2 separate regions of the Homo sapiens genome follow, and region 2 is linked to region 1. A link is a loop called in an ENCODE intact Hi-C map of the cell type or tissue named here. Cell type or tissue: PC-9. All regions are shown on one strand. Links, peaks and the distances in the headings refer to the core of each region. The heading gives the core; the rest is flanking DNA.

Region 1 (15,299 bases), core at 6,087-14,086:
TTTTTGAGATGGAGTCTCGCTGTGTTGCCCAGGCTGGAGTGAAGCGGTGCGATCTCGGCTCACTGCAAGCTCCGCCTCCCGGGTTCCCGCCATTCTCCTGCCTCAGCCTCCCGAGTAGCTGGGACTACAGGCGCCCACCACCACTCCCGGCTAATTTTTGTATTTTTAGTAGAGACGGGGTTTCACCGTGTTAGCCAGGATGGTCTCGATCTCCAGACCTTGTGATTTGCCCACCTCGGCCTCCCAAAGTGCTGGGATTACAGGCGTGAGCCACTGCGCCCGCCGACTAAGTCTCATAAACACATATGATTTAATTAAAAAAAAAAAAAAGATACTCACCTGACCTAAGATGTTTAACGATTCGTCTTCCTCCTCGGGGATGCTTTTTCTGAAGGATGCTGGCCTGGGGAAAACAGAACCAGAAGGGTAACACCTGCCATACCTAATAAAACCAATGAGAAATACGAGGCCCCGAGATGGAGTTTCTGGGAGATTCCTGAAGAGCACGCTGTGGTAACTGAGATGATGAAGCGTGGAGCTGCCCCTCTCCCTGTCTCCCACATCAGGGACGTGTCCCTCTACAGGAGGAATTCTACTCCTGAGGCCACCGTCTCCTGTCACTCAGGCGCCCTGAGTGGAGAGCACTTCTAGCTCTGAAAGCGTCACCTCATGGCTGTTTCTGCCTTCTTGTTGGTGAATTTCCTGGCAGGGCTCAGGCACTCCCGTCCTTCCGCGGCCCTTGTTCTCAGGCAGGTACCGCTTGGTTAGGAGGTGAAGGCAGGGGAAGCAGCAGAGACGCTGGAGCTACAGGTTGTGCTGTCACACACACCTGCGTCACCCAGAAGGCCCGATCATCCATCCCAGCACAGAGAAGCTGGAGCTACAGGTTGTGTTGTCACACACACCTGCGTCACCCAGAAGGCCCGATCACCCATCTCAGCACAGAGACGCTGGAACTACAGGTTGTGCTGTCACACACACCTGCGTCACCCAGAAGGCCCGATCACCCATCCCAGCACACAGAAGCTGGAGCTACAGGTTGTGTTGTCACACACACCTGCGTCACCCAGAAGGCCCGATCACCCATCTCAGCACAGAGACGCTGGAGCTACAGGTTGTGCTGTCACACACACCTGCGTCACCCAGAAGGCCCGACCAACCATCCCAGCACAAGCCTGCACTGATGGCTCAGCCTCACCACAGCACACACTGGCCTGAGACACATCTGCGCCCCTCATACCCACTAACGCCCAGCACGGCCACGCTGCCGGCCCCGCCACTCCACACAGTGCAAAGGCACATCCGTGGGCCACGGAGACCCGTCCTGATCGCCGCCCCCACATATCCCCCAGAGCGCACCTCACAGAACAGAGTCCCGGGGACGCACTGCCGAGGTTCACAGGTGCGGGTTCCGTCGCCCCAAAGCCTCGGGAGCACCCCAGCCCTAGTTATGGGGAGAGCCCGGCTGCGTCACCCCACACCCTCTCCAGCAAGTGCGTCACCGCTAGAAGCTCCGTGCCCGTCTCCCCTTGGAGCCATGGGCGCCAATCTCACCTGCGCGGACTGGCGGAGACACAGCGGTTGCGTCACCGGTGCAGAAGCGCACCGAGCACGGCCCCCATCACCCCCAATGACGCTTGCGTGCACCCGTGTCACAGTTACGGGAGATAGAGCCGCCGCGTCAGCCTCGCACTCCCACGCAAGTGCGTCACACAGTCGGTCCCGCCACCCATGGAGGCCAGCGCGCATGCGCACCCCGGACTCGGGAGGGGCCTCCCGCACCCAGCGGCCGGAGCGCGCAGGCAGCAGCAGAGCCCGACACGCATGTGCGTGCACACAGATCCTGACACGCATGTACACCCAGACCGCGACATGCACGTGTACGCGCACACAGACCCCCAACGCATGCGTGTGGCCAGACCTTGATCCGCATGTGCGACCAGACCCCGACACACATGTGCGCGTGCACAGACGCTGACACATGCACACACTGACACGCGTGCGCGCCCTTCCCACTCCTTCCTTCTTTGGCCTCTCCCGAAGCCACAGGCGCACTCGGCGGTCCCCCTACCCCCATGCTTGGCGCGCACCCCTGGGTTCCTCCTAGGAAGCGAATGCCCTACTCAGGCCCAAACACACAGGGGCTTCGGGAAGGGGTGAGAGGCTTGAGGAGGGCGATGTCTGGGGAAACCAGAGCCCCAAGCCCCGTGTCCCAGCATGCAGCGCCTTAAGTTCCTGGGGGGCCTCTGGGAAACGTAGTCTGGGCCGGTCCCAGGCAGGGGCCTCAGGGCGCGTTCCAGGCAGGCAGCCCCACACTGAGTCCATCTTGCTCCCTGCAGACGCCCGTTCCCGGCTGGGAGAGGGGCTGTGTCACCCCAGCTGGGAGCCCGTCTGGCCTCTGAGTGGGGTGATGCCGGGTGAGCCATGGCTGTCATCAGAAGGGTATCCTCTCCTAGCCCCTCTGGAGCATCACCTGGAATTCTCTGCAGGCCGCCAGCACAGGCTGCCCGAGGTGCTATTCGGTGTCCCTTGCTTGCTGGATTGTAAACAATGTACAGGCAGCAGTTATGCCCAGTTAGTCCCGCTCTCATTCCAAGTACTAATGTCACAGGGTCTACAGGATGTTGCAGGTACTACTTAACCACAGTCTCATTTTGACTCAAAATCCCACTTTTTAGAATTTATCCCAAGGAAATAGCTAGAGTAGTACACACATGTATGCCCAAGATGTTTGGAGATTATCTTGTGTGGGAAAGTTTTTCTTTTAAATTGATACAACCGTAGATTCTTAGGTAGTTGTACACATAATACTGAGAAAGCCTATGTATCTTTCACCTGGTTACACCAATTGGTGATTATAGTATACAGTATAATATCACCGCCAGGACATTCACAATGACATCATCCATTGATGTTATGCAAATTTCAAGACACTAATTTTTTTTTTTTTTTTTTGAGATGGAGTTTCACTCTTGTTGCCTAGGCCAGGATTACAGGCATGAGCCACTGCACCCAGCCAAGACAGTAATTTTTAAAAATGAAAATCTTGCAGAAGATAGAGGAAAATATCACAGTAGAGTACAGAATAAATAAATTAGTCTGTTATATAATGGCATAAAATACATTTACTAATAGTGATACTGATTCATGTAAATTGAAAGACGGTATCATTAATTACTAAGAGAGGAAGGTAGGTTTGAAAGGGTATGTATAATTTGGGAGGAGATATTTTGGTGAAATTAAGAACATAGGCTCTATGTTCTTAATTTCTATAACTTTCAGAATGTGAATCTGAGCTCTAACAGTTATTAACTGCTTGTTTCCTCACTAGTAAAATTGGGATAATAATACTATAAGGTATGACTGTCTCAGCTATTAAATATCAGAATATCTAATACATACGGCAATATGTAAAGATTTTTTAAGTTTGTGGTTACTATTGAAGATCAGTAACATTACACTGATCCTGAATCCAGTTTTAAAAAAGAAACTCATCTGCTGTTTTTAATTTTTTTGAAACAGGGTCTCGCTTTGTCACCCAGGCTGGAGAGCAGTAGTGCAATCTCAACCACACTGCAACCTCTGCCTCCTAGGCTCAAGTCATCCTCCCACCTTAGCCTCCCAAGAGCTGGGACTACAGGTGCACGCCACCACATCTGGCTAGTTTTTGTAATTTTTTTTCTTTTTTTTTTGGTAGAGACGGGGTCTTGCTATGCTGCCCAGGCTGGCCTTGATCTCCTGAGCTCAAGCAATCTGCCTCCTTGGCCTCCCAAAGTGCTGGGATTACAAGCAAGGGCCACTGCACCCGGCCTGCTGTTTTTTTCTTATGCTAAAATATGTACTTGTCAAACCAGCTGTCAATATAGCAAATGCTAACTAAAAGGAACTTTCAGAGCCTGATGTTAAGAATGAAATTTGTTTTGTTTAAGCATGTTAGGTAAAAATATTCTAAGACACATAAGGAGGAAATGTTCCCTCTCACAAGCGAGTAGGGGAACAGAGAGATGATTCTGCATCAAAAATTGTGCTCAAATAATATGATCTTAGAAGATGCCAAACTGGGAACATTAGCAAGAGGATGAATCATGTGTTCCATGTGTTATAGGACATTTATGCAAACCATTTTAATTGTCATCGTACTCAATTTCACTGATCTTGGATTTGTTATTTGTATAGTGGGTATTTTTTACTTGTACATATAATCATGGAAATGTTACTTGTACAAGCAGATTTGTAAGGCAACAGGCGTCAGTGATTACTGTCATGGTCTTTGAAAGAACCATTAAAATCATAGAAAATTTAATTCTGAAAGGCTGTAGAGCCATCCCTCAGTATCCAGATTTGTTCCAGAACCCCCCTGAATATCAAAATCCTCGAATGCTTCAGACTCTTATACAAAGTGGTATAGTATCTGCATATAACCTATCCACATCCTCCTGTACATTTTAGATTCTAGATTCTTTATAAATTATCTTATATGCTATGCTAATAATTTTCATACTGTATGGTTTAGAATAATGAGAAGAAAAGTCTGTACATGTTCAATACAGATGTTAGCATCTGTAAAATAGGATGCAAACCTCCTATTTTTTTTCCCAAGGATATTTTTGATCTGTGGCTGAATCCACAGATGCAGAACTCATTCCAAGGGTGCACTATATTTTTTGATAATTTGTTGCCATGGGATTAGTTTCAGATGATGTGTCTCTACTCCTATAAGGTGTAAATATATGAGAGGTTTTCCAAAACAAGACAAAGATCACTGGCACACCCCTCCCATCCCCACATGCTCACAGGTATAACGTGACCCGTGGCTGGGCTGGATGCCTTTCACAAACTACCATTTGGAAAGTCTTTGATTCATTTACTTTATCAATTAGAAGGATTTAATGTTCCAGAAACAAAAGCACATACATGTTTAGAGGGGAAGTGGAGGACTATAAACATATATACCAAATATGATTAACAGTAATTATCTCTAGATGGAATTATGGGTAATTAATTTTGAGATTCTTCTTTATGAACTCCTTAGAGGACTGAATTTTTTTGCAGTTGGCCTGCATTAATCCCGTTATAAGGAGTGAAAGTTAAGGGAGTCCTAATTTTAAAAAATGATTGGCCAGGCGCAGTGGCTCAAGCCTGTAATCCCAGCACTTTGGGAGGCCAAGGTGGGTGGATCACGAAGTCAGGAGTTCGACACCAGCCTGACCAACATGGTGAAACCCCATCTCTACTAAAAAATACAATAATTAGCTAGGCATAGTGGTGCACACTACTCAGGAGGCTGAGGTAGGAGAAGAGCTTGAACCCGGGAGGCGGAGGTTGGGCCGAGATTGCACCTTGCACTCCAGACTGGGTGACAGAGCAAGACTCTGTCTCAAAAAAAAAGAAAAAAAAAAAAAAAGATTAACGGCCAGGCATGGTGGCTCACGCCTGTAATCTTAGCACTTTGGGAGGCCAAGGTGGGCAGGTCACTTGAGGTCAGGAGTTTGAGACCAGTATGGCCAACATGGCAAAACCCCATCTCTACTAAAAACACAAAAATTAGCCTGGCGTGGTGGCAGGAGCCTGTAATCCCAGGTACTCGGGAGGCTGAGGCAGGAGAATCGCTTGAACTTGGGAGGCGGAAGTTGCAGTGAGCCAAGATCGGGCCAATGCATTCCAGCATGGGTGATACAGCGAGACTCTAACTCAAAAAAAAAAAAAAAAAAAAAAAAAGACAAAATAGACTTTAAATCAAAAACTGTAAAGAGAGGCAAAGAATGTCATTATATAATAAAATTAGTCCATCAGTCAAGATGATATATTAATTATAGATATGTATGCATCCAGCATTGGAGCTCTTAAATACATAAAGCAAACATTAAGAAATCTCAAGGGAGGGTTAGATTTTAATACAATGACAGAAGAGGACTTCAAATCCTACTTTCAACAAAGGAAAGATCATTCGGACAGAAAATCAACAAGTAAACATTGGACCTGAATTACGCTTTAGACCAAATGGACCTAACAGTTGTATTCTGCACCATCTCTCTAATAGCGGCAGCATGTACATTCTTCTCAAGTACACAGGAAACATTCTCCAGGATAGATCATGTTAGGACATGATACAAATCTTAAGAAATTTACAATGACTGACATCATATGAATGACCTTTTCCAACCACAAGGGCATAAAACTGGAAATCAATAACGGGAGAAATTTAGGTAAATCAAAAAATATGTGGATATTAATCGACATGATGCTAAACAACCAATGGGCCAGGGAAGAAACTGTAAAAATATTTTGAGACAAACGTAAATGTAAACACAACATCCTCAAATCTTAAAGAAGGCAAGAGAGGCAGTTCTAAGCCGGAAGTTTATAGCAGTAAATACTTATATCACGAAAGAAGGAAGATCTCAAACAAACATTTCAAGGAACCAGAAAATGAACAAATGGAGTCTAAAGATAGGAAGGAAGGAAATAATAAAGATTAGAGCAAAAAATAAATAAAATACAGACTGGAAAACAATATGAAAAGATTTTTAAAAAAAAATTTTTTTTTTTTTTTTGAGACAGAGTCCCCACTGTTCCCATACATAGGATTTCTAACGTTAGAATCATGAGGCTTTTAAGAATTGCACAAGATGTTTCTCAGGTCCCAAATTCCAGTGAAATAGCTGATGCCAAGCAGTCTGAAGACAACCACAGAGGAACAGAATCAGCATGAGAATAGTTTCTTCATCTTCCTGTCTCATGACTCCACACTGCACTCTTTAAGCAGTGATTTCCACACTTTAAAACCCTTAAAAACCCTAGCTCCAAACTCCCTGGGAGGACGGATTTCATTTTCATCCTACCTCCTTGTTCTGCAGCCTTACAGTAAACCGTCTTTCTTTGCTGCAACCTGCTGTATTGACATGCTGTGCTCATGGGGCAACGGACCTATTACGGTTATAATACTGGCATGAAAACACACACAATGGAAGAACAGAGCTCAGAAACAAATCCAAACTCATGGTCAACTGATCTTTGACAAAGGTGCCAACATCACACAATGGGGAAAGGACGATCTCTTAAATAAATGCTGTTGGGAAAACTGGATATTTGCATGCAGAAGAATGCAACTGGACCCTTATTTTACTTCATAGAGAAAAATGAGGCCAGGTGCGGTGGCTCACCTGAGGTCAGGAGTTTAAGACCTGCCTGGCCAACATGGGGAAACTCCGTCTCTACTAAAAATACAAAAATTAGCCAGGTGTGGTGGCAGGAGCCTGTAATCTCAGCTACTGAGGAGGCTGAGGGAGGAGAAATCACTTGAACCTGGGAGGTGGAGGTTGCAGTGAGCCGAGATCGTGCCACTGCACTCCAGCCTGGGTGACAGAGTGAGACTTGGTCTCAAAAAAAAAAAGAAGAAAAAGAAAAAAAGAAAAATGAAGTCAAAATGGATTAAAGACATAAAAAGTAAGACCAGAAACTGTAAAACTACTGGGAGAATACATAGGGAAAATTCTCCTTCACATCGCCCTTGGCAATGAGTTTTTAGCTATCACACCAGATCATCCTACAAAAGCAAAAATAAGCAAATGGGACTACATCAAACTAAAAATCTCCCACACAGCAAAGGAAACAAAATGAAAAGGTAGCCTATGGATTGGGAGAGACTATTTCAAACCATATATCTGATAAGGGGTTAATATCCAAAATAGGGCTTGGCATGGTGGCTCACACCTGTAATCCCAGAACTTTGGAAGGCCGAGATGGGAGGACTGCTTGAGCCCAGGAGTTTAAGATCAGCCTGGGCAACATGGTGAGACCCCATATCTACAAAAAATTGAAAAATTAGTCGGGCATTGGCCGGGCACCGTGGCTCACACCTGTAATCCCAGCACTTTGGGAGGCTGAGGCAAGTGGATCATGAGGTCAGGAGATCGAGACCATCCTGGCTAACAGGGTGAAACCCTGTCTCTACTAAAAATACAAAAAAAAAATTAGCCGGGCGTGGTGGCACGCGCCTGTAATCCCAGCTACTCGGAGGCTGAGGCAGGAGAATCGCTTGAACCCGGGAGGCGGAGGTTGCAGTGAGCCGAGATCACGCCACTGCACTCCAGCCTGGGTGACAGAGGGAGACTCCATCTCAAAAAAAAAGAAAAGAAAAGAAAAGAAAAATTAGCCGGGCATGATGGCATGTGCCTGTAGTCCCAGCTACTTGGGAGGCTGAGGTAGGAGGATTGCTTGGGTCCAGGAGGTGGAGGATGCAGTGAACTGTCATTGCACCACTGCACTCCAGCCTGGATGACAGAGCAAGACCCTGTCTAGAAAACAAACAAAAAAAAACAAACAAAAATGACAAAACATAGAACTCAAACAACTTAACAGCAAAAAACCAAACAACCCTGATAATAAATGGGCAGAAAACTTGAACAGCCATTTCTTGATAGAACACATACAAATTGCTATAGGTCTGTGAAAAATTGCTCAGGATCACTACTATTATTCAGGGCAACAAAAAGTTAAACCACAATGAGATATCACCTCATACATGTAAGAATGGCTTTTATTAAAAAACAAACAAAAAAAATAACATGTTGGCAAGGCTGTGAGGAAAAGAGGACCCTTATACACTGTTGGTTAGAATGTAAATTAGCCATGATGGAAAACACCGTGGAGATGCCTGAAAAAACTAAAACTATCAGATGACGCAGCAATCCCACTCTGGGTATATATCCAAAGAAAATGAAATTAGTATGTCATGGCGATACCTGTGCTCCCGTGTTCACTGCAGTAGCATTATTCACAGTAGCCAAGATAAGGAATCAACCTACATACTCATCAGGAATTAATAAAGAAAGTGTGGTAGAGATAACACAATGCAATGCCATCCAGCCTTTATAAAGAAGGAAATCCTGTTATTGTGACAACATGGGTAAATCTGGAGGACATTGTACTAAGTGAAATAAGCTAGACAGACAAATCCTGCATGATGTCATTACATGTGGAGTGTAAAAAAAATCCAACTCACAGAAGAAGAGAGGTGGTCGTCAGGGCCTGGGAGGGTGATGGGGAATGAGAAGATTAAAGGAGATAAAGTGGGAATAATTTCTGGAGATTTATTGTCTAGCATGGTGACTAAATATAATGAATAATATTGAATATGCCAAGAGACTAGATTTAAATGTTCTCATTGCAAATATGATTATCAGTGAGTTGAGGGAGGGATATGTTAATCAGCTTGATTTAATCTGCAGTATAAACACAGATCAAAGCCTCTGTAGACCATAAACATACACAAATTGCCATTGAAGACAGCTGCCAACCTCTGCCCTAGATCCAGAACTCATACTCAACATTAAACCATATGGTTTCTCACAGTTCACACAAACGGGGAACTGAAGAAAAACAGAAGCTGTCCGCCCAAAGAAGTCCAAGTGAATAGAACAAATTTCGATTTACTGCATATTGAAAAACATCTCTGCCTTTGATGACACAGAAATTAGCTCAAACTCCGCTCTTAAAGGCCTCACAAAACTGACAACTTTGCCAGGTACAGACTAAACAAACTAACTTTCTCTTTTCTTGTGCTCTAAAAATCAGTCCCATGGAAAAGACCAAAGATATCTGTGTTTGACTCCACCTAAAAACGAATCCCCTCCTTACCCAAGCACACTGTAAAATAAAGCGCGCTAACATGAACCTCTAGGAGGGAGTTGTTTTTTTTTTTTTTAGGGGGGATTTTTCTATACCATCAGATCTTAGAAAACCAGAGCACACAGCAGGATGTCAACAATTTGACAAATGGGTTTGTGGATACTCAAAGGAGAGGGCTGGTCAACCAGGGGGTACAGAGAGGAATATACCTGCCTGGCCCTTGCCACATCCCCTGGGGAGGAATTACTGGGATAAATTGCTATTAGGGAGGATATTTGGGGCCATAAAGAGTAAAGAGTCCTAAGTCATATAAACACAAATCATTTAATGAACAAAAAAGGTAACTCATGTGGAGAGCCGACTTTCAGATATATAATATTAGGTCAGTGCAAAAGCAATTGACATTAGACATAATGGCAAAAACCGCAATTACTTTTGCACCAACCTAAATAATAATTTTTTTTTTTTTTTTTTTTTCCCCCTCAGGATGCTTTTTCTGAAGGATGCCAGCCTAGGGGAAAGGAAGAATGAGAACCTAGGGTCTTTCTGGAGCACAGGCTGCATTAGCAAATACCCTCCAGGGCACGCCTGTCCCCAGGCCACAGCCGAAACCAATCCGAATGGAGAGGACACTGGCATTTGTGAGTTTCAGAGTTCTTGGGGACTAACGTGTATTTACTGGATTCTAGAACACGTGATGCTCCCGACACTCACCTACCAAGTTAGTCACCTCTCCCTCCACAAGGACTCCCACTCCTGAGGCTTCCCGTTACTGTGACACAGGAGCCGGTACGGAGAACACGTCCGGCTTGAACACTTATCTATGACAATGGCTGTGCCCTTTGTGTTGGTTCAGTTAATGACAGGGTCCTGGCTCTCATGTCCCACTGGGGGCCGCTGCTCTCAGGCAGGTACCACACTGTTGGAAGGTGAAGGCAGAGGAAGCCCAGAGACAATGGAAATACAAGTGGCAGACTGTGAGTCAGTGACTGATCTAGGACTGTGGCTGGGTGATCGGGAGTGTGGCCTACTGAGTGTCCATGAGTGGATGTGACTGGCGCTGTGTCACCCCAGCTGGGACCCCGTCTGGCCTCTTGAGTGGGGTGATGCCGGGCGAGCCACGGCTGTTCTCAGAAGGGTATCCTCTCCTAGGCCCTCTGGGGCGTCACCTGGAATTCTCTGCAGGCCACAGCACAGGCTGCCCGAGCTGCTGTTCGGTGCCCCTTGCTTGCTGGATTGTAAACAATGTGCAGGCAGCAGTTATGCCCCGTTAGTCACGCTCTCATTCCAAGTACTAACGTCACAGGGTGTGGCATAGTGCGGGCCCTTAACAAACATCTAATTTTGACTCAAAATTCCACATGTGGAATTTATGGGTCCAGGAGGAGGAAACAGTTAGAAAGACAAGAAAACAGAAGTACATAAATGTATGTGAAAGAGCGATCAAGAAAAATTTTTTTCTAGGTAAGTTATTTTTCTAAAAAACTGAGATAACTGTAGATTCACATGTAGTTGTAAATAATAATACAGAGAGATCCAGTGCACCCTTAACCTGACTTACACCAGTAGTGATACCTTATAAAACTACAGTACAGGCCGGGCATGGTGGCTCATGCCTGTAATCCCAGCACTTTTGGAGGCCAAGGCAGGCAGATCACAAATTCGACACCAGCCTGGCCAACATGGTGAAACCCCGTCTCTACTAAAAATACAAAAATTAGCTGGCTATGGTGGTGGGAGCCTGTAATCCCCGCTACTCAGGAGGCTGAGGCAGGAGAATTGCTTGAACCCAGAAGGTGGAGGTTGCAGTGAGCTGAGATTGTGCCACTGCACTCCAGCCTGGGTGACAGAGAAAGACTCCGTCTCAAAAAAAAGAAAAACAAAACTGCAGTACAGTATCACAGCCAGGATAGTGACACAGATTCCCTCCTTGATCTTATCTATGATTTCCAGAGAATACAGTTTCAACAACGAAAAAAATAGCAGTATCTCACAGTAGAGGATGGGTTAAATTATGGTCTGCTATATGATGGCATGGAATACTAACAATATTGATTCTTTTTTTTTTTTTTTGAGACGGAGTCTTGCTCTGTCGCCCAGGCTGGAGTGCAGTGGCGTGATCTCGGCTCACTGCAAGCTCTGTCTCCTGGGTTCACGCCATTCTCCTGCCTCAGCCTCCCGAGTAGCTGGGACTACAGGTGCCCACTACCTCGCCCGGCTAATTTTTTGTATTTTTAGTAGAGATGGGGTTTCACCGTGTTAGCCAGGATGGTCTCCATCTCCTGACCTCGTGATCCGCCCACCTTGGCCTCCCAAAGTGCTGGGATTACAGGCATGAGCCACCACACCCGGCCTAATAATATCGATTCTTATTGAGAATTTTTTTTTTTTTTTGAGACGGAGTCTTGCTCTGGCCAAGCTGGAGTGCAGTGGCGTGATCTCAACTCACTGCAACCTCCGCCTCCCGGGTTCAAGCGATTCTCCTGCCTCAGCCTCCCGAGTAGCTGGGACTACAGGTGCATGCCACCACGCCCAGCCAATTTTTGTATTTTTAGTAGAGATGGGATTTCACCATGGTGGCCAGGACGGTCTCGATCTCCTGACCTTGTGATCTGCCCACCTCGACCTCCCAAAGTGCTGGGATTACAGCCATGAGCCACCGCGTCTGGCTTGAGAAAATTTTTATGATGAATTACCAAGTGAAGAAGGTAGATTAAAAAGGTGTATATAATTTGGGCAGAGATGTTTTGATGAAATTAAGAATACAGGTTGTGTGGTCTGACTTTAGAGATGTGAATCTGAACCCTGGCAGTTAGCCTCATAGTGTCTGTTTCGTCACTGATAAAATGTAATAAAAGTACTACATGGTATGATTGTTACAACTGGCAAGTATGATAATCTATGTAAAACACTCAATAATATGTGACATTTGTGTAATAGAAGTTACCTGTTATTATTGAAGACCAACTCATGTCGGCCAATCTCCTTGCTTTTTTTCTTTAAAAAAAGTTTTTCTTTTTATAGTTTTTATTTTTAAAAAATTCATAATAAGGCTGGGCGTGGTGGCTCATGCCTGTAATCCCAGCACTTTGGGAGGCCAAGGCAGGCGGATCGGATCACGAGGTCAGGAGTTTGAGACCAGCCTGGCCAACGTGGTGAAACCCCGTCTCTACTAAAGATACAAAAAACTAGCTGGGCATGGTGGTGCGCGCTTGTAATCCCAGCTACTCAGGAGGTTGAGGCAGGAGGATTGCTTGAACTGGAAGGTGGAGGTTCAGTGAACCAAGATTGCACCATTACACTCCAGCCTGGGAGACAGGGCGAGACTCCGTCTCAAAAAAATAAAAAAATTCATAATAGAGACAGGGTCTCACCATGTTGCCCAGGTTGGTCTTGAACTTGTGGGCTCAAGCGATCCTCCTGCCTCACAGCCTGCCAAAGTGCTTTGGATTACAGGTGTGAGCCACCATGCCTGGCCCCCTCCTTTTTTTTCTAATGGTAAAATGTGCCACTGGGCGCGGTGGCTCATGCCTGTAATCCCAGCACTTTCGGAGGCTGAGGCAGGTGGATCACCTGAGGTCGGGAGTTCAAGACCAGCCTGACCAACATGGAAAAACCCTGTCTCTACTAAAAATACAAAATTAGCTGGGCGTGGTGGCACTTGCCTGTAATCTCAGCTACTTAAGAGGCTGAAGCAGGAGAATCGCTTGAACCCGGGAGGCAGAGGTTGCGGTGAGCCGCGATTGCGCCATTGCACTCCAGCCTAGGCAACCAGAGCGAAACTCTGTCTCAAGAAAAACAAAAGTGCCTTCCTTGAACCCGCTGTCTGCGTAATCAATATTAACCAAAAATAACATTCAGAGTCTGATGTTAAGAATGAAATTCATTTTGTTTAACAAAATGAATACATTAGCAAAAGAGATTCTAAGAAATATAACGAGGAAATGTTCCCTTTCCATCAGCAACTAGGGGGACAGAGACATTGTTCTGCATAAGAAAATCTAATTTAATGACTCTAATCTGAGAAGATGCCAAGTTGAGAACATTAGCAAGAGGCTGAATTTTGTGTTCCACGGGATAAGGGAGATACATATGAGATACTGTCATCTAATTCTTTTTCTATCTTGGAAATGTTACTTATACAGCCCATATTTGTTACTTGTACAAATAATCTTGCTAATGTCACATGGAAAGTCCGTATCTGCAAGGCACCCAGTGATTAGTGTTCATGGGTGATTATTGTGATGTCCTGGGAAAGGAACATTAACATTCTATAATCTAATTCTAAAAGGCTGTCTTTCTTGAAAATTTGTTACCATAGGTTAGATTCAGATGATGGATTTCTAATCCTACAAGGTAGAAATATGTGAGATATTTCAAAACAAGGCAAAGATCACTGGCATAGCCCTTCCCCTCCCAACACACACACAGGTGTAATGCGACTCATGGCTGGGTTGGATTCCTTTTATAAATTAAGATTTGGAGTCTCTGACTCATTTATGATGAATTAGCAAGATTCAATACTCCAAAAACAAAACACACACATGCTTAGAGGCAAAGAAGAGGCCTAGAAACATAAATACCATTTCAGATGTTTTTTTCTTGTTTTTTTTTTTGAGACACTGTCTCCCTTTGTTGCCCAGGCTAGAGTGCAATGGCTCACTGCAGCCTGGAACCCCTAAGCCCAAGTGATCCTCCCACAGCAGCCTTCTGAGTAGCTGAAACTATAGGTATGCATCACCATGCCTGGCTAATCTTTTTCAATTTTTTATTTTAGTAGAGATGGAGTCTCACTGTTGCCCAGGCTGGTCTCAGACTCCTGGCCTCAAGTGATCATCCCGCTTTGGCCTCCCAAAGTGCTGGCCATTTAAAATGTTCATCAGTGATTATCTCTGGATGGTACAATTATGGGTAATTTGGAGATTCTTCTTTAAGGGCTCCTTAGGGACTGTTTCTTTCTTTGCCCCCAGCAGGCCTGCATTAATCCTATTATAAGAAATATAACAAGATAGGAGCAGGGTACAGTGGCTGGTGCCTGTAATCCCAGGTACTTGAGAGGCCGAGGTGGGAAGACCACTTTAGCCCAGGAGATTGAGGCTGCTGTGAACTATTATCAACCCACTGCACTCCAGCATGGGCAACAGAACACAACCTTGTCTATAAGGAAAAAACAAAACAAAACAAAACAAAAACACATAAAAGAAGAAATATAGGCCGGGCACGGTGGCTCACGCCTGTAATCCCAGCACTTTGGGAGGCCGAGGCAGGCAGAGCACCTGAGGTCGGGAGCTCGAGACCAGCCTGACCAACAAAAGAGAAACCCCGTCTCTACTAAAAATACAAAATTAGCTGGGTGTGGTGGCGCATGCCTGTAATCCAAGCTACTCAGGAGACTGAGGCAGGAATTGCTTGAACCCAGGAGGCAGAGGTTACGGCGAGCTGAGATCACGCCATTGCACTCCAGCCTGGGCAACAAGAGCGAAACTCTGTCTCAAAAAAAAAAAAAAGAAAAGAAATATGATTATTGTTCTCTCGTTGCCTCTCTCAAACATGTCAATATGGTAATGCTGGCACCTATGATGATATTACCTTACATGGCAAAGGGGAATTAAGGTTGCAGGCGGACTAAAATTGCTAATGGGCTGACACTAAAATAGGGAAGATTATCC
Region 2 (15,299 bases), core at 3,254-11,253, 68 kb before region 1:
CTCTAATTTTAACCTGAGCCTCACTGTTCAGTCTCATGAAAGCAGAGACTCACTTGATTCTACCATACTCTCACCTCATGCACGTGCCATACATCTTTGTAGTATTTTGCTCTGGGGTCCTTTCTGCTGTCATTTATCCCATAGAAAATAGCTTTGGCAGGCTGGGCATGGTGGCCCACGCCTGTAATCCCAGCACTTTGGGCGGCTGAGGCAAGTGGATCACCTGAGGTCAGGAATTCGAGACCAGCCTGGGCAACAAGGTGAAAACCCGTCTCTACTAAAAATACAAAATTTAGAGATCATGCCACTGCACTCCAGCCTGGGCAACAGAGTGAGACTTGGTCTCAAAACAACAATAACAAAAAATTTAAAATGGAAAATAGCTTTGCCCCGGGCGGGGTGGCTCACACCTGTAATCCCAGCACTTTGGGAGGCCAAGGCAGACAGATCACTTGAGGCCAGGAGTTCGAGACCAGCCTGACCAACATGGTGAAACCCCATCTCTACCAAAAAATGCAAAAAATTAGCCGGGCATAGTGACGCATGTCTGTAATCCCAGCTGCTCAGGAGGCTGAGGCAGGAGAATCTCTTGAACCCAGGGGGCAGAGGTTGCAGTGAGCCAAGATCACACCACTGCACTCCAGCCTAGGGGACAGAGGAAGACCCTGTCTAAAGAAGAAAATAGGCCGGGTACGGTGGCTCACACCTGTAATGTCAGCACTTTGGGAGGCCAAGGTGGGCGGATCATGAGGTCAGGAGATCGAGACCATCCTGGCTAACATGGTGAAACCCTGTCTCTACTAAAAATACAAAAAAACAGCCGGGCAAGGTGGCAGGTGCCTGTAGTCCCAGCTACTGGGGAGGCTGAGGCAGGAGAATGGCTTGAACCCGGGAGGCGGAGCTTGCAGTGAGGCGAGATCACGCTATAGCACTCTAGCCTGGGGGACAGAGCGAGACCCTGTCTAAAGAAGAAAGTAGCTTTGAACTGCAGGAAGTCAACATGTCTCAGGGAAAGCCTCACCCAATGTGGGATGAAATTTGGCACAGAAATGTCCCAGTCTTTCATCTCTGTGACAGGGGATGAGGCAGGGGATGATAAGAGGAAGCGTAAACAGTCTTCAACAGGCTTCAAAGGAATCAAGCCCTCATTGTCCACTTCACAGACTTCAGCAACTTATCCTTTTTTTTTTTTTTTTTTGAGATAGAGTCTCACTCTGTCACCCAGGCTGGAGTGCAGTGGCATGATCTCGGCTCACTGCAATCTCCACCTCCCAGGTTCAAGCAATTCTCCTGCCTTTGCCTCCTGAGTAGCTAGGACCACAGGCGTCTGCCACCAGGCCCAGCTAATTTTTTCTGTTTTTTGTTTTTTTTTTTTTTGAGATGAAGTTTCACTCTTGTCGCCCAGGCTGGAGTGCAATGGCACGATCTCGGCTCATCGCAACCTCCGCCTCCCAGGTTCAAGTGATTCTCCTGCCTCAGCCTCCCAAGTAGCTGGGATTACAAGCATGCACCACCACGCAAGGCTAATTTTTGTATTTTTAGTAGAGACAGGGTTTCTCCATGTTGCTCAGGCTGGTCTCTAACTCCCAACCTCAGGTGATCCGCCCGTCTCGGCCTCACAAAGTGCTAGGATTACAGGCGTGAGCCACCGCACCCGGCCTGTTTTCTGCATTTTTAGTAGAGACAGAGTTTCACTATGTTGGCCAGGCTGGTCTCAAACTCCCGACCTTGTGATCTGCTCGCCTCGGATTCCCAAAGTGCTGGGATTACAGGCATGAGCCACCACGCCTGGCCTCAACATGTCCTTAGATAAGGTGTTGGCTCCCCATCCTTTCCTGTCTTACTCTCCCTGCTACCTCCCTCTTGGTTTAGGATCACATTCTAAATAAACCTCTGGAACTGAAGCCTTTGTATCAGTGTCTGCTTTAGAGAACCCAAATTAAGTTAGTGTCATTCCGATCAACAGAATGGAGGCAGAGATACAATCAACAGGGATGTAAAAAGGACATGAAAATGAAAGGTCTCCATTTCCCTAGAAAAGATTAATCTGTTACAAGGATAAAAGACTACTGGCTGGGCGCGGTGGCTCACACCTGTAATCCCAGCACTTTGGGAGGCCGAGGCGGGTGGATCACCTGAGGTCAGGGGTTCAAGACCAGCCTGACAAACATGGCAAAACCCTGTCTCTGCTAAAAGTACAAAATTAGCCGGGTTTGGTGGCGTATGCCTGTAATCCCAGCTACTTGGGAGGCTGAGGCAGGAGAATTGCTTGAACCTGGGAGGTGGAGGTTGCAGTGAGCCAAGATAGTGCCACTGCACTCCAGCCTGGGTGACAGAGCAAGTCTCCGTCCAAAAAAAAAAAAATCTGGAGACAATATGAATAATTTCCATTTTTCTATCTCTGAGTCTTTAGTACTCTTTTTTTTTTTTTTTTTTTAGAGATGGGGTCTTGCTATGTTGCCCAGACTGGTCTCCCAACTCCTTGAACTCCTTGGTTCAAGCGATCCACCCACCTTGGCATCCCAAAGTGCTAGGATTACAGGCATGAGCTACCATGTCCATAGTAGTGTTTATTTTTTATTTTTTCTTATTTTGTTTTTTAATTAGTATTTATTTCTGTTCCTTTCATACATGTTATTGTTCAGGCAGCAGTCTTACATACCTATCTGAAATAATCTACCATCACACACTCTAGTTAAAGCCAAAGCTCCGTAGGTAAAGCTGACCAGCTGTCCAGAGTTCTCAGCTCATGGAATCTTGCTTCTTGATTTTATGTTAATTTCTGAAAGTCAGAAATGTCATCTCCAAAAAGTGTTAAGGGGGTTGTAAAAAATAATCACTATATTTGCTATTATAGTTGTAGGTATGCAGTATATTTTCTTTTCTTTCTTTCTTTCTTTTTTTTTTTTTGAAACAGAGTCTCGCTCTGTCGCCCAGGCTGGAGTGCAGTGGCAGCGATCTAGGCTCACTGCAGCCTCCGCCTCCCAGGTTCACGTGATTCTCCTGCCTCAGCCTTCCAAGTAGCTGGGATTACAGGTGCCCCGCCACCACCACGCCCGGCTAATTTTTGTATTTTTAGTAGAGATGGGGTTTCAACATGGTGGCCAGGCTGGTCTGGAACTCCTGACCTCGTGATCTGCCCACCTTGGCCTCCCAAAGTGCTGGGACTACAGAAGTGAGCCACCGCGCCTGGCTTGTATTTTCTTAAAGAAATAAAAAACTAAGAAGAAAATGCCACTCATCATCATTGGTATAGCAATGTGGTCAGCAGGAAAAGAAAATACTGTGATAAATTTGTCTCTTTAATAAAGAAGAAATTCTAGTCCAAGCTTCAATACACTTCCTGGTTTTTCACTAGATATTTCTTTTACTGCTGCTCTTCCTTCTTTTCTACATCTCATATTAGAGGATTGGACAGCCTTTAAAACTTCATTGACAGGAGCAAATCCAGTATGCACTGATTTCTTTTTTTTTTTCTTTTTTTTTTTTTTGGTGAGACGGAGATTTACTCTTGTTGTCCAGGCTGGAGTGCAATGGTGCGATCTCGGCTCACCGCATCCTCTGCCTCCCGGGTTCAAGCAATTCTCCTGCCTCAGCCTCCCGAGTAGCTGGGATTACAGACATGTGTCACCACGCCTGGCTAATTTTGTATTTGTAGTAGGGATGGGGTTTTACCATGTTGCCCAGGCTGATCTCGAACTCCTGACCTCAGATAATCCGCTCGCCTCGGCCTCCCAAAGTGCTGGGATTACAGGCGTGAGCCACTGCACCCAGCCTGATTTCTTCTTAAAGGCACTCTAACCCATCAGAGAGCCCGGTAGTTTCATTCTCACGAATACTCTAGCCGTGAAAAAAACTCAATAGGACACAGACGAATCCAACGAATAGAAGAAGAAATCTATTGAGTTTTGGGATATTTGGTGCATTCGATCGGTCCAGGATTATGAAACCTAAACCTCCCATTGTAAACAGGAAGCTGGATCCAAGTCCTTCCATAATAATATTGTCCACTTACTCTGTAGGCCAAGAAAGCTACTGGCCTCTGATGCCCTTGTTCATCAGTCATAGAGCCAACACCTGGCGGTTCAACCGTAACATCATAAACGATTCCTCTGGTGATGAGGAAGTAAGACACCACCACCAGAGCATACATAGTCATGGCCAACGGCATGTGCAGCCAGGGCGGCTTCTTCAGCTTCAGGTTGGGACATTCAAGCGCTAAGAACGGGACACGGTACAAAGTCTCCATGTTGGTGGCAGCAAGGGCCATTCTCGGCCTCTATTTTTTCTTATTTTTTGAGACAGAGTTTCGCTCTTGTTGCCCAGGCTGGAATGCAATGGTGCGATCTTGGCTCATTGCAACCTCTGCCTATGAGGTTCAAGGGATTCTCCCGCCTCAGTTTCCCAAGTAGCCGGAATTACAGGCATGCACCACCAAACCTGGCTAATTTTGTATTTTTAGCAGAGATGGGGTTTTGCCATGTTGGTTAGGCTGGTCTCGAACTCCTGACCTCAAGTGATCCACCCGCCTCAGCCTCCCAAAGTGCTGGGATTACAGGCGTGAGCCACCATGCCAGGTCCAGTACAGTCTTTTAAATAAATGACACTGGGACAGCTGAACATCCATATGGAAAAAAGGTGTTTGACCTCCACCCCATGCTATATATACGGAAGATTAATTCTAGTGGGTTGTAGATTGAATTGTAAAGGCAGAACAATGAAGTTTACAGAAGAGCTTCATGTCTTCACGCTAGGGAAACACTTCTTTTTTATTTTATTTTTTATTTATTTATTTTTTTTGAGACAGAGTTTCACTCTTGTTGCCCAGGCTGGAGTGCAATGGCGCAATCTCGGGTCACTGCAACCTCCGCCTCCTGGATTCAAGCGATTCTCCTGCCTCAGCCTCCCGAATAGCTGGGATTACAGACATGCACCACCACGCCCAGCTAATTTTGTACTTTTAGTAGAGACAGGGTTTCTCCATGTTGGTCAGGCTGGTCTCGAACTGCTGACCTTAGGTGATCCACCCGCCTCGGCGTCCCAAAGTGCTGGGATTACAGGGGTGAGCCACCACACCCAGCCCCGCCTTTTTTAATTTTTAATTTAAAAAAATTGGAGACAAGGGTTTCACTATGTTGCCCAAGCTGGTCTTGAACTCCTGGGTTCAAGTGATCCTCCCACCTTGGCCTCCCAAAGTGCTAGGATTGCAGGTGTGAGCCACCACACCCAGCCAGGAAACACCTCTTAAACAGAAGAAAAAAATGCTAACCATAACAGGAAAAATCGAACTTTTCATTATATTAAAATTAAGAAAAATAAAAAGTAATAAAAGAGGACTGTAGTAAAAAAATAAATAAAAATAAAATTAAGGATTTATATTAATCAGAAGAAACTAGGAAAAGATTTCCCATAACATAATAGCAGGAACCTAAATCTGAATCTTCATACATTCTTTAAAATTAGACAGCTCTGGGCCAGGCACAGTGGCTCGCACCTGTAATCCTAGCATTTTGGGAGGCCAAGGTGGGCGGATCACTGGAAGTCAGGAGTTTGAGACCAGCCTGGCCAACATGGCAAAACCCCGTCTCTGCTAAAAATACAAAAATTAGCCAGGCGTGGTGGCACGCACCTGTAATCCCAGCTACTCAGGAGGCTGAGGTAGGAAAATCACTTGAACCCAGGAGGTGGAGGTTACATTGAGCCAAGATCACGCCACTGCACTCCAGCCTGAGTGACAGAGTGAGACTGCGTCTCAAAGAAAAAAAAAAATTAGACAGATCTGGCTGGACACAGTAGCTCATGCCTATAATCCCAGCATTTTGGGAGGCTGAGGTGGGCGGGTCACCTAAGGCCAGGAGTTCGAGACCAGCCTGGTCAATATGGTGAAACTCTGTCTCTACTACAAGTCCAAAAAATTAGCTGGGCATGATGGCATTGAGAGGCTGAAGCACTCCAGCCTGGGTGACAGAGGAAGAATCCGTCTAAAAAAAAAATTAGATAGATCAACAGAACAAAGTAAATTACAAATTAAACACCCACAACTATAGCACCACAAATGATCTTTTTAAAAGTATATATTTAACTGAAAAAAAAAATAGAGAGACAGGGTCTTTCTATGTTCCCCAGGCTGGTCTGAAACTCCTGGGCTCAAGAGATCCTCCTGCCTTAGCCTCCCAAAGTGTTAGGATTACTGGTGTGAGCCACCATGCCTGGCCACAAATGATCTTAACCCTACCTAATCCTAGACACAAAAATCTACAAATGAACTGCAGACCTAAAATCAGAAAATAAAACAATGTTTTGTTTTAGAAGACAACACAGAAGAATGTCTTTATTACATAGAGGTAAGCTAACATTTGCTAGATAGGACCCAAAAATTTTTACAATGAAGAAAATATATAAATTAGACTATATTAAAATTAAGGACTTTTTGCTATAACAAGATGTCTTAGAAAATAAAATAAAATTAACGACTTCTGTTTCATTAAAAATTTTTTTTTTCTTTTTCAAACTTTTGGAGAGATGAGGGTCTCGCTATGTTGCCCAGGTTGGTCTTGAACTCCTGGTCTCAAGTAATTCTTCCACCTAGGCCTCTGAAAGTATTGAGATTACAGGCGTGAGCCACCGTGGTCCGCCTATTAAGGGTCTTCTTCCTCTTTCACCCAGGCTGGAGTGCAGTGGTAAGAGCATAGCTCATTGCTGCCTCAAACTCCCAGGCTCAAGGGATCCTTCCTTCTCAGCCTCCAAGTAGCTGGGACCACAGGCACGCACCATCGCTCATGGACAATTTAAAGATTCTTTTAGGCCAGGTGCAGTGGCTCACGCCTGTAATCCCAGCACTTTGGGAGGCCGAGGCGGGCAGATTACGAGGTCAGGAAATTGAGACCATCCTAGCTAACATGGTGAAACCCCATCTCTACTAAAAATACAAAAAATTAGCAGGGCGTGGTGGTGTGCACCTGTAGTCCCAGCACTTGGGAGGCTGAGGCAGAAGACTGGCATGAACCCAGGAGGCAGGGTTTGCAGTGAGCCGAGATCAGGCCACTGCACTCCAGCCTGGGCAACAGAGTGAGACTTTGTCTCAAAAAAAAAAAACAAAGGAAATACTACCCACTGGAGAAATGGGCAAAAGGCTTGGACACATATTTTACAAAGGCAAAATATCCACACGGCCAATAAACGTAGGAAAAAAAAATCCTCAATCTCCTTCGTCATTGGAGAAGTGGTCCTTGAGAATTATTTAGGGGGGCTCATTAGGGGCCATGTTCTGTCCCAATTCCGTATGAAACTCTTGTTATGTGGGTTTGAAATGATTCCAAACGCATCGTTTGGGGTTGTGGAGTACACTCTTCCCTTCCTTCTAGTGCGTGACTTCTTATCAGATCTCACAAGAGGCCAGGCGCGGTGGCTCATGCCTGTAGTCCCAGCACTTTGGGAGGCCGAGGTGGGCAGATCCCTTGGGGTCAGGAGTTTGAGACTGGCCTGGCCAACATGGTGAAACCCCCGTCTCTACTAAAAATACAAAAAAAAAAAAAAAATTAGCGGGGCATGATGGCACGCACCCGTAATTCCAGATACTTGGGAGGCTGAGGCAGGATAATTGCTAGAACCTGGGAGGTGAAGGTTACAGTCGAGCTGAGATGGTGCCACTGCACTCCAGCCTGGGTGACAGAGCGAGATTCCATCTCAACAACAACAACAAAGATCTCACACGTGACAACGTGCAGTGACCTCCCCCCTCCTCTTGGACCCCATATGTGAGCTGTTGATTTTGGTCTTTGAAATACATAGATCCACAAGAGTTTGACAGGCGCTTTGAAAGCTTAGACTGTGGCAGGCTAATATTGGGGCTCAGAAACCGATAACCTCAAAACAAAGGCTTCCGAAGCAGCTTCAGAAGCGGAAGTTTCTTCCTGACCCTCCTTCTCCCCCAAGGCTAGCCATAGAAACTAGAAACTGTCTTTCCCAAAGTGAGCCATAGACACCAGAATCCCTTTTCCCCAAATCCTGCCATAAAACCTAAAATCTCTGACTCTAATTTTCCCTCCATCTTCCCTGTAAACACTGACCATAAAGGAATTCCTGTCCTATCTTGTTTGGTTTTAGGTCTATGACCCTCATTCCAGAGAGGCTTCTGCCCTCTGCCCAGCAGGAGGGAAGGCTGCTCAGAGAGGCCAGGAGGAATGCAGAGAGACAGGTTTGCTGGGTTCCCCGTCCGCCCGACCCCTGCAGTCTATGACCTTTAGATCAGATCCATTTTGTCCAATCCTATTTCTTTTCTTTCTTCCTTTTTTAAAAATATTCTTTAACATAGAGAGGGGGTCTTTTTTTTCTTTTTTTCTTTTTGAGACCGAGTCTCACTCTGTTGCCCAGGCTGGAATGCCGTGGCACAATCTCAGCTCACTGCAACCTCCGCCTCCCGGGTTCAAGCCATTCTCCTGTCCCGGCCTCCCAATTAGCTAGGATTACAGGCGCCTGCCAGCATGGCCGGCTAATTTTTGTATTTTTCATAGAGACGAGGTTTCACCATGTTGGCCAGGCTGGTCTCGAACGCCTGACCTCAAGTGATCCACCTGCCTCGGCCTCCCAAAGAGCTGGGATTACAGGCGTGAGCCACTGCACCCGGCCACGTCCAATCCTATTTCTATGCTGCTGTCTGCTTTTTTGTGTTTTGTTTTTGAGACCGGTTTCACTCTGTTGTCCAGGCAGTGGTAGGATCATAGCTCACTGCAACCTCAACCTCCTGGGTTCAAGCCACCCTCCTGTCTCAGCCTCCTAACTAGCTGGGACTACAGGTGTATGCCACCATGCCCACTCATTTTTAAATTTTTTGTAGAGATGGGGTCTTCCTATGTTTCTCAGGCTGGTCTTGAATTCCTGGGCTCAAGCGATTCTCCTGCCTTGGCCCCCCAATGTGTTAGTGTTTTACAGGCGTGAGCCACTGCACCACCCAGCTTACTTTTTTTTTTGAGGTGGAGTCTCGCTCTGTCACCCAGGCTAGAGTGCAGTGGCACGATCTCGGCTCACGGCAACCTCCACCTCCCGGATTCAAGCAATTCTCCTGTCTCAGCCTCCCGAGTAGCTGGGATTACAGGCGCCCACCACCATGCCCGGCTAATTTTTGTATTTTTAACAGAGACGGGTTTTCACCATATTGGTCAGGCTGGTCTCAAACTCCTGACCTCAGGTGATCCACCTGCCTCGGCCTTCCAGAGTGCTGGGATTCCAGGCGTGAGCCACTGCGCCCAGCCAGTTCACCTCAAATTTGAATTAGACTTTACTTTTCACATAGTCCTTCCTCCATCCTGTGAGCAACAGGACTTTAAAAATTTGGAACTCACTCACTATTCGGTTAACGTACTTTGCCTACAGAGTGCATTCTATGAAGTGTGTTCGTGTTATTCTTCTCCTCCTTAAGCATTGTCAATGTTTTTTTTAAAAATCTCTTTTTATGTCAATAAACTGTGGAAGGCATGAAATCGTACCGCAATCATCTCCTTATTTCCACCATAAATATTAGGGCCAGGCGCGGAGGCTCGTGCCTATAATCCCAGAACTTTGGGAGGCTGAGGCGGGTGGATCACTTCAGCCCAGGAGTCCAAGACCAGTGTAGGCAACATGGCAAAACCCCATCTGTACCAAAAATACAAAAATTATCTGGGTGTGGTAATGTGGGACTATAGTCCCAGCTACTCAGGAGGCTCAAGTGGGAGGATGCCTTGAGCCTGCTGCACTCCAGCCTGAGTGACACAGCGAGACCATGTCTCAAAAAAAAATTTAAAAAAATTATCATGAGAGCACTTTTTGTCTTGCAAAAAGGATTTTTTGTTTTTTTTAGAAGGTCACTTTGTGGCTGGGCTCTGTGGCTCGCGCCTGTAATCCCAGTGCTTTCAGAGGCCGAGGCAGTTGGATCACCTGAGGTCAGGAGTTTGAGACCAGCCTGGCCAACATGGTGAAACCTTGTCTCTACTAAAAATACAAAAATTGGTCAGGCATGGTGTTGGTTGCCTGTAATCCCAGCTACTTGGAGGCTGAGGGAGGAGAATCGTTTGAACCTGGGAGGCGGAGGTTTCATTGAGCCGAGATGGTCCCACTGCACTCCAGCCTGGGAGACAGAGCGAGACTCCATCTCAAAGAAAAACAAGAACAAAACAGCGTACAGTGCTCTGTCTGAAGGTGGCCTCCTTATTTGTCTACAATCAGTGGTGTCCAATCTTTTGGCTTCCCTGGGCCACATTGGAAGAAGAAGAATTGTCTCCGGGTACACATAAAATACACTAACGATAGCTGATGGGCTGAAAAAAACCCAGAATCACAAACAAACTCGTAATGTTTTAAGAAAGTTTCTGAATTTGTGTGGGACCACATTCAAAGCCATCCTGAGCTGCAGGCAGCCTATGGGCCGCTGGTTGGACAAGCTGGGACTCCACATCAGCCCTTGCACCTGCCCCCGGCAGAGCTCCAGCTTCAGGTGTGTTTCTTCACTATAATTTACTAAACCTGCAGCTAAGCTTTCTAAGTGGCAATATTTCACTTAGGGTGGTATAAAATTAAAACAGCCAATGAAGGGAACTTTTTTCTTATTTGATACATAATAATTGTACATATTAATGGGGCACGTGATATTTTGATACATGAATGGAGTAGGTAATGATCATCATGTCACGGCATCTAGGATATCCAACCCCTCACCCATGGATCATTTCTTTTTCCTTCTTCTTTTTTCTTTTTTCGAGACAGAGTCTTGCTCTGTCGCCCAGGCTGGAGTGCAATGGTGTGATCTCTGCTCACTGCAACCTCTGCCACCCAGTTTCAAGCAATTCTCCTGGCTCAGCCTCCTGAGTAGCTGGGATTACAGGCATAAATGCCACCACACCCGCCTAATTTTTTTTTTTTTTTTTGAGACACAGTTTTGCTCTTGTCACCCAGGCTGGAGTGCAGTGGCCCAATCTCGGCTCACGGCAACCTCTGCCTCCCAGGTTCAAGTGATTCTCCTCACTCAGCCTCCCAAGTAGCTGGGATTACAGGTGTGGGCACCACCCCTGGCTTATTTTTATTTTTATTTTTTGAGATGGAGTCTTGCTCTGTTGCCCAGGCTGGAGTGCAGTGGCATGATGTCAGCCCACCACAACCTCCACCTCCCGGGTTCAAGCAATTCTCCTTCCTCAGCCTCCCAAGTACCTGGGACTATAGGTGTGTGCCACCACGTCCAGCTAATTTTTGTATTTTTAGTAGAGACAGGGTTTCACCATGTTGGCCAGGCTGGTCCCAAACTCCTGACTTCAGGTGACCTGCCCGCCTTGGCCTCCCAAAGTGCTGGGATTATGCCCAGCCAATTTTTGGATTTTTAGTAGAGACGGGGTTTTGCCATGTTGGTCAGGCTGGTCTAGAACCCCTGATCTCAGGTGATCTGCCCACTTCGGCCTTTCAAAGTGCTGGGATTACAGGAGTGAGCCACGGTGGCCAGCCGGTACACACGTGGATTTATTTCTGGATTTTCTATACTGTACCATTGCTCTATATGTTTGGGGTTTTTTTTGTTTCTGGTTTGGTTGTTTTTTTTTTTTTTTTTTTTTTTTTTTTTTTGAGACCGAGTCTCGCTCTGTCGCCCAGGCTAAAGTACAGTGGTGTGGTCTTGGCTCACAGCAGCCTCAGTCTTCAGGTTCAAGCGCTTCTCCTGCCTCAGCCTCCTGGGTAGCTCCGATTATAGGCGCCTGCCACCATGCGCAGCTAATTTTTGTATTTTTTGTAGAGATGGGGTTTCACCATGTTGCCCAGGCTGGTCTTGAACTCCTGAGCTCAAGGGATCTGCCCCTCTTGGCCTCCCAAAGTGCTGGGATTACAGGTGTGAGCCACAATACCCAGCCATATGTCTGTTTTTATACCAATACCATGTTGTTTTGGTTACCAGAGCCTTCTGATATGTTTTGAAGTCAGGTAACATGATGTCTCCAGCTTTATTCTTTTTGTTCAGGATTCCTTTTGCTATTTGAGCTCTTTTTGTTTCCAAATGAATTGTAAGGTCTTTCTTTTCTTTCTCGCTTTCTTTCTTTCTTTCTCTTTCTTTCTTTTCTTTCCTTTTTTTTTTTTTTTTTTTTTGACGGAGTCTCACTCTGTCCGCCCAGGCTGGAGTGCAGTGGCGCGATCTTGGCTCACTGCAACCTCTGCCTCCCAGCTTCACACCATTCTCCTGCCTCAGCCTCCCGAGTAGCTGGGACTACAGGCGCCCGCCACCATGCCCGGCTAATTTTTCTGTGTATTTTTAGTAGATACAGGGTTTCACCATGTTAGCCAGGATGGTCTCAATCTCCTTACCTCGTGATCCGCCCGCCTCAGCCTCCCAGAGTGCTGGGATTACAGGCGTGAGCCACTGCGCCTGGCCTGAAATGAACCATTTGAAAGCATGCAGTTCAGTGGCATTTAGTACATCCACGGCATTGTGCAGCTGCCACTTCCATCTAATTGGGAAACGTTTTCATCACCCCTGCGGGAAACCCTGCACCCTTTAGGCGGTCGTTCCCCATTCCCTTTGGCTCCTGGCAACCACGGATCTGCCTTCTGTCTCTGTGGGTTTATTTATTCTGGATATTCCATGTTTCCCACAGGACTGCTGGCTCTGGGAGCTCGGGAGTCAGCCTGGGGTTCCAAAGTCTTCACAGGTGTGAACCTTTTGGTTCTGAGCTGCGTCATCTTCTCCGGCTTCATCAAGGGAGATCTGCACAACTGGCAGCTCACAGACGCCGACTACAAATGGGCCGAGCTGGGGTGGTCCAACGACACCCACAGGTGAGGGCACAGGTTTATTTTATTTTTTTTTATTTTTTAATTTTAATTTTAATTTTTATTTATTTTTATTTATTTATTTATTTACTTTTTTTTTTTGAGATGGAGTCTCACTCTGTCACCCAGGCTGGAGTGCAGTGGCACGATCTCGGCTCATGCAACCTCTGCCTCCCGGGTTCAAGCGATTCTCCTGCCTCAGCCTCCGAGTAGCTGGGATTACAGGTACCTGCCACCATGCTCGGCTAATTTTTGTATTTTTAATAGAGATGGGGTTTTACCACGTTGGCCAGGCTGGTCTCGAACTCCTGACCTCCATTGATCTGTCCACCTCTGACTCCCAAAGTGCTAGGATTTCAGGTGTGACCCACTGTGCCTGGCCTGTTTTTTTATTTTCAAATTTACCTTTATTTTTATTTTTTGAGATGGAGTCTCACTCTGTCGCCCAGGCCAAATTTCGGTCGCACAATTTCAGCTCACTGCAACCTCTGCCTCCCGGGTTCAAGCGATTCTCCTGCTTCAGCCACCTGGGATTACAGGTGCGTGCCACCACACCCGGCCAATTTGGTTTTTTTTTTTTTTTGGTAGAGACGGGGTTTCACCATGTTGGCCAGGCTGGTCTCAAACTCCTGACCTCAGGTGATCTGCCCACCTTGGCCTCTCAAAGTGCTGGGATTACAGGTGTGAACCACTCACTGCTCCCAGCCTAAAACTTATTTTTATTTTTTGAAACAGGGTCTTGCTCTGTCCCTCAGGCTGGAGTGCAGTAGCACGATCATGGCTCACTGCAGCCTCTACCTCCCAGGCTCAAGCAATCATCTAGAGTAGCTAGGACTAGAGGTGTGCACCACCACACCTAGCTAAGTTTTTAAATTTTTGTAGAGATGGGGTTTTGCCATGTTGCCCAGGCTGGTCTCAACCTCTGGGCTCAAGTGATCCACCTGACTCAGCCTCCCAAAGTGCTGGGATTATAGGCGTGAGCCATTGCAACTGGCCAGAGGTGCCCTCTTGGACACAGGAGTGGGGCCTGGGGTGCAGAACCTGGACTATTGTGGGAATAGGGGGAATCTGGGTTGACGGAGCCAGATGATGGGGAGTGGGGATGGCAGTGGGGGCCCCGGGCTTGTGGAATTAACTGAGCAGTTGGAGTTAACTGAGTCGTCCCAGAAAGACGGCTGCACACCTTACCAATGTTTCTTGTTCCTTCTGTCCCCGTAGCTCGGGCTCCCTGGGCTCTGGAGGGTTTGTGCCTTTTGGCTTTGGCGTGATTCTCCATGGAGCGGCCACGTGTTTCTTTGCATTTGTGGGTTTTGATGGCATTGCCACCACAGGTAACACGGTCATTCTGTCTCATCGGGGGTTTGGGCACTGTTTGGGCTGCCGCTGGGCACAGGTTTCATTAAAGGCTACCCTGTTCTCAGATGGGGAAGAGGGAAGAGGGTTTTGTACCTTCACTTCCGTGCATTTTCCTGGCCCAGTGCGTATACCTGTCCTGCAGGAGAAGAAGCCCTCCACCCTCACCGCCCGGTGCATATACCTGTCCCGCAGGAGAAGAAGCCCTCCACCCTCACCGCCCGGTGCATATACCTGTCCCGCAGGAGAAGAAGCCCTCCACCCTCACCGCCTCCACCCTCACCGCTCCATCCCCTTGGGCACTGTGACCTCGATCTTCATCTGCTTCTTGGCCTATTTTGGTGTCTCAGCGGCGCTCACCCTCATAGTGCCCCTACTACCTGATATGTCCCGAGAACCCCTTGCCGGAGGCTTTTGTCCACATTGGATGGGCCCCCATCAGATATGCTGTGGCCGTCGGCACCCTCTGTGCCCTTTCCTCCAGGTCAGTGCTGGATGCTCTCTCCCTGTCTGCTGTCTGGTTCTCGGGTGTCCTGGGCCTTGGTAAAGGGAGGAGACGTTTCACCCACGGAGGCGACAGAGCAGAAGCCCCAGTCCCTCTTGCTTCCTGAGTCCCCATGCGTGTTCCCGTTTTCTCCTGCATGCAGCCTCCTGGGTGCCACGTTCCCCACGCCTCGCGTGCTCTAGTCAATGGCTGAGGACAGGCTCCTTTTCTGCGGACTCGCCCGGATCCACGCCCACACCAGCACCCCTGTGGTGGCCACTGTCGTTGCTGGGACCCTTGCAGGTAAAGGCCCAGAATCCAGGCTTTCTTTCATCCATTTTCTATGAGTTAGTTCCTCATCCTCCCCCACAGCCCATCCATTTTTGCTTTTATTATTATTCATCAATTTTTTTAAAAAGTTGGCTATTACAAAAGTTTATTTAATAAAAAGTTTAACAGGAAAATGGGACTAGGCTCAGTGGCTCACGCCTATAACCCCAGCACTTTGGGAGGCTGAGGTGGGAGGATTGCTTGATCCCAGGAGTTCAAGACCACCCTGGGCAACACAGGGAGACTTCCATCTCAACAAAAATTAAAAAAAAAGTTAGCCAGGCATGCTGGAACGTGCCTGTAGTCCCAGCTACTGGGGAGGCTCAAGTGGGAGGATTGCTTGAGCCCAGGA

The links. Hi-C counts contacts between places; a loop is a spot of excess contacts. Peaks named below come from ENCODE experiments on the same cell type or tissue, not always from the same donor. Only the 100,000 strongest peaks of a DNase experiment are listed, where the experiment ranks them.
Region 2: it touches region 1 in a loop (8-fold over the local background); 1 of 110 quality-filtered maps calls a loop at or near these places.

Annotation. Positions count from the first base shown.
Region 1 is chr19:53,540,949-53,556,247 of GRCh38, reverse strand. It overlaps ZNF331 (zinc finger protein 331), which reads right to left. Exons shown (of 6, transcript NM_001079906.2): 3 at 340-403. Among named protein-coding and RNA genes, the nearest start is that of ZNF331, 10 kb to the right of the region's middle. RefSeq lists enhancers at 2,085-2,284, 2,355-2,404. In PC-9, for the core only: no CTCF peak of the experiment used is centred there; a DNase peak (open chromatin) is centred at 10,927; H3K27ac peaks cover 2,140 bases.
Region 2 is chr19:53,605,754-53,621,052 of GRCh38, reverse strand. It overlaps a transcript of DPRX not described here, the pseudogene LOC100422610 and the pseudogene OSTCP3. Among named protein-coding and RNA genes, the nearest start is that of DPRX, 19 kb to the left of the region's middle. RefSeq lists enhancers at 1,605-2,105, 6,314-7,307, 7,308-8,302, 8,303-9,296, 14,461-14,988. In PC-9, for the core only: no CTCF peak of the experiment used is centred there; a DNase peak (open chromatin) is centred at 8,152; H3K4me3 peaks cover 892 bases; H3K27ac peaks cover 1,680 bases.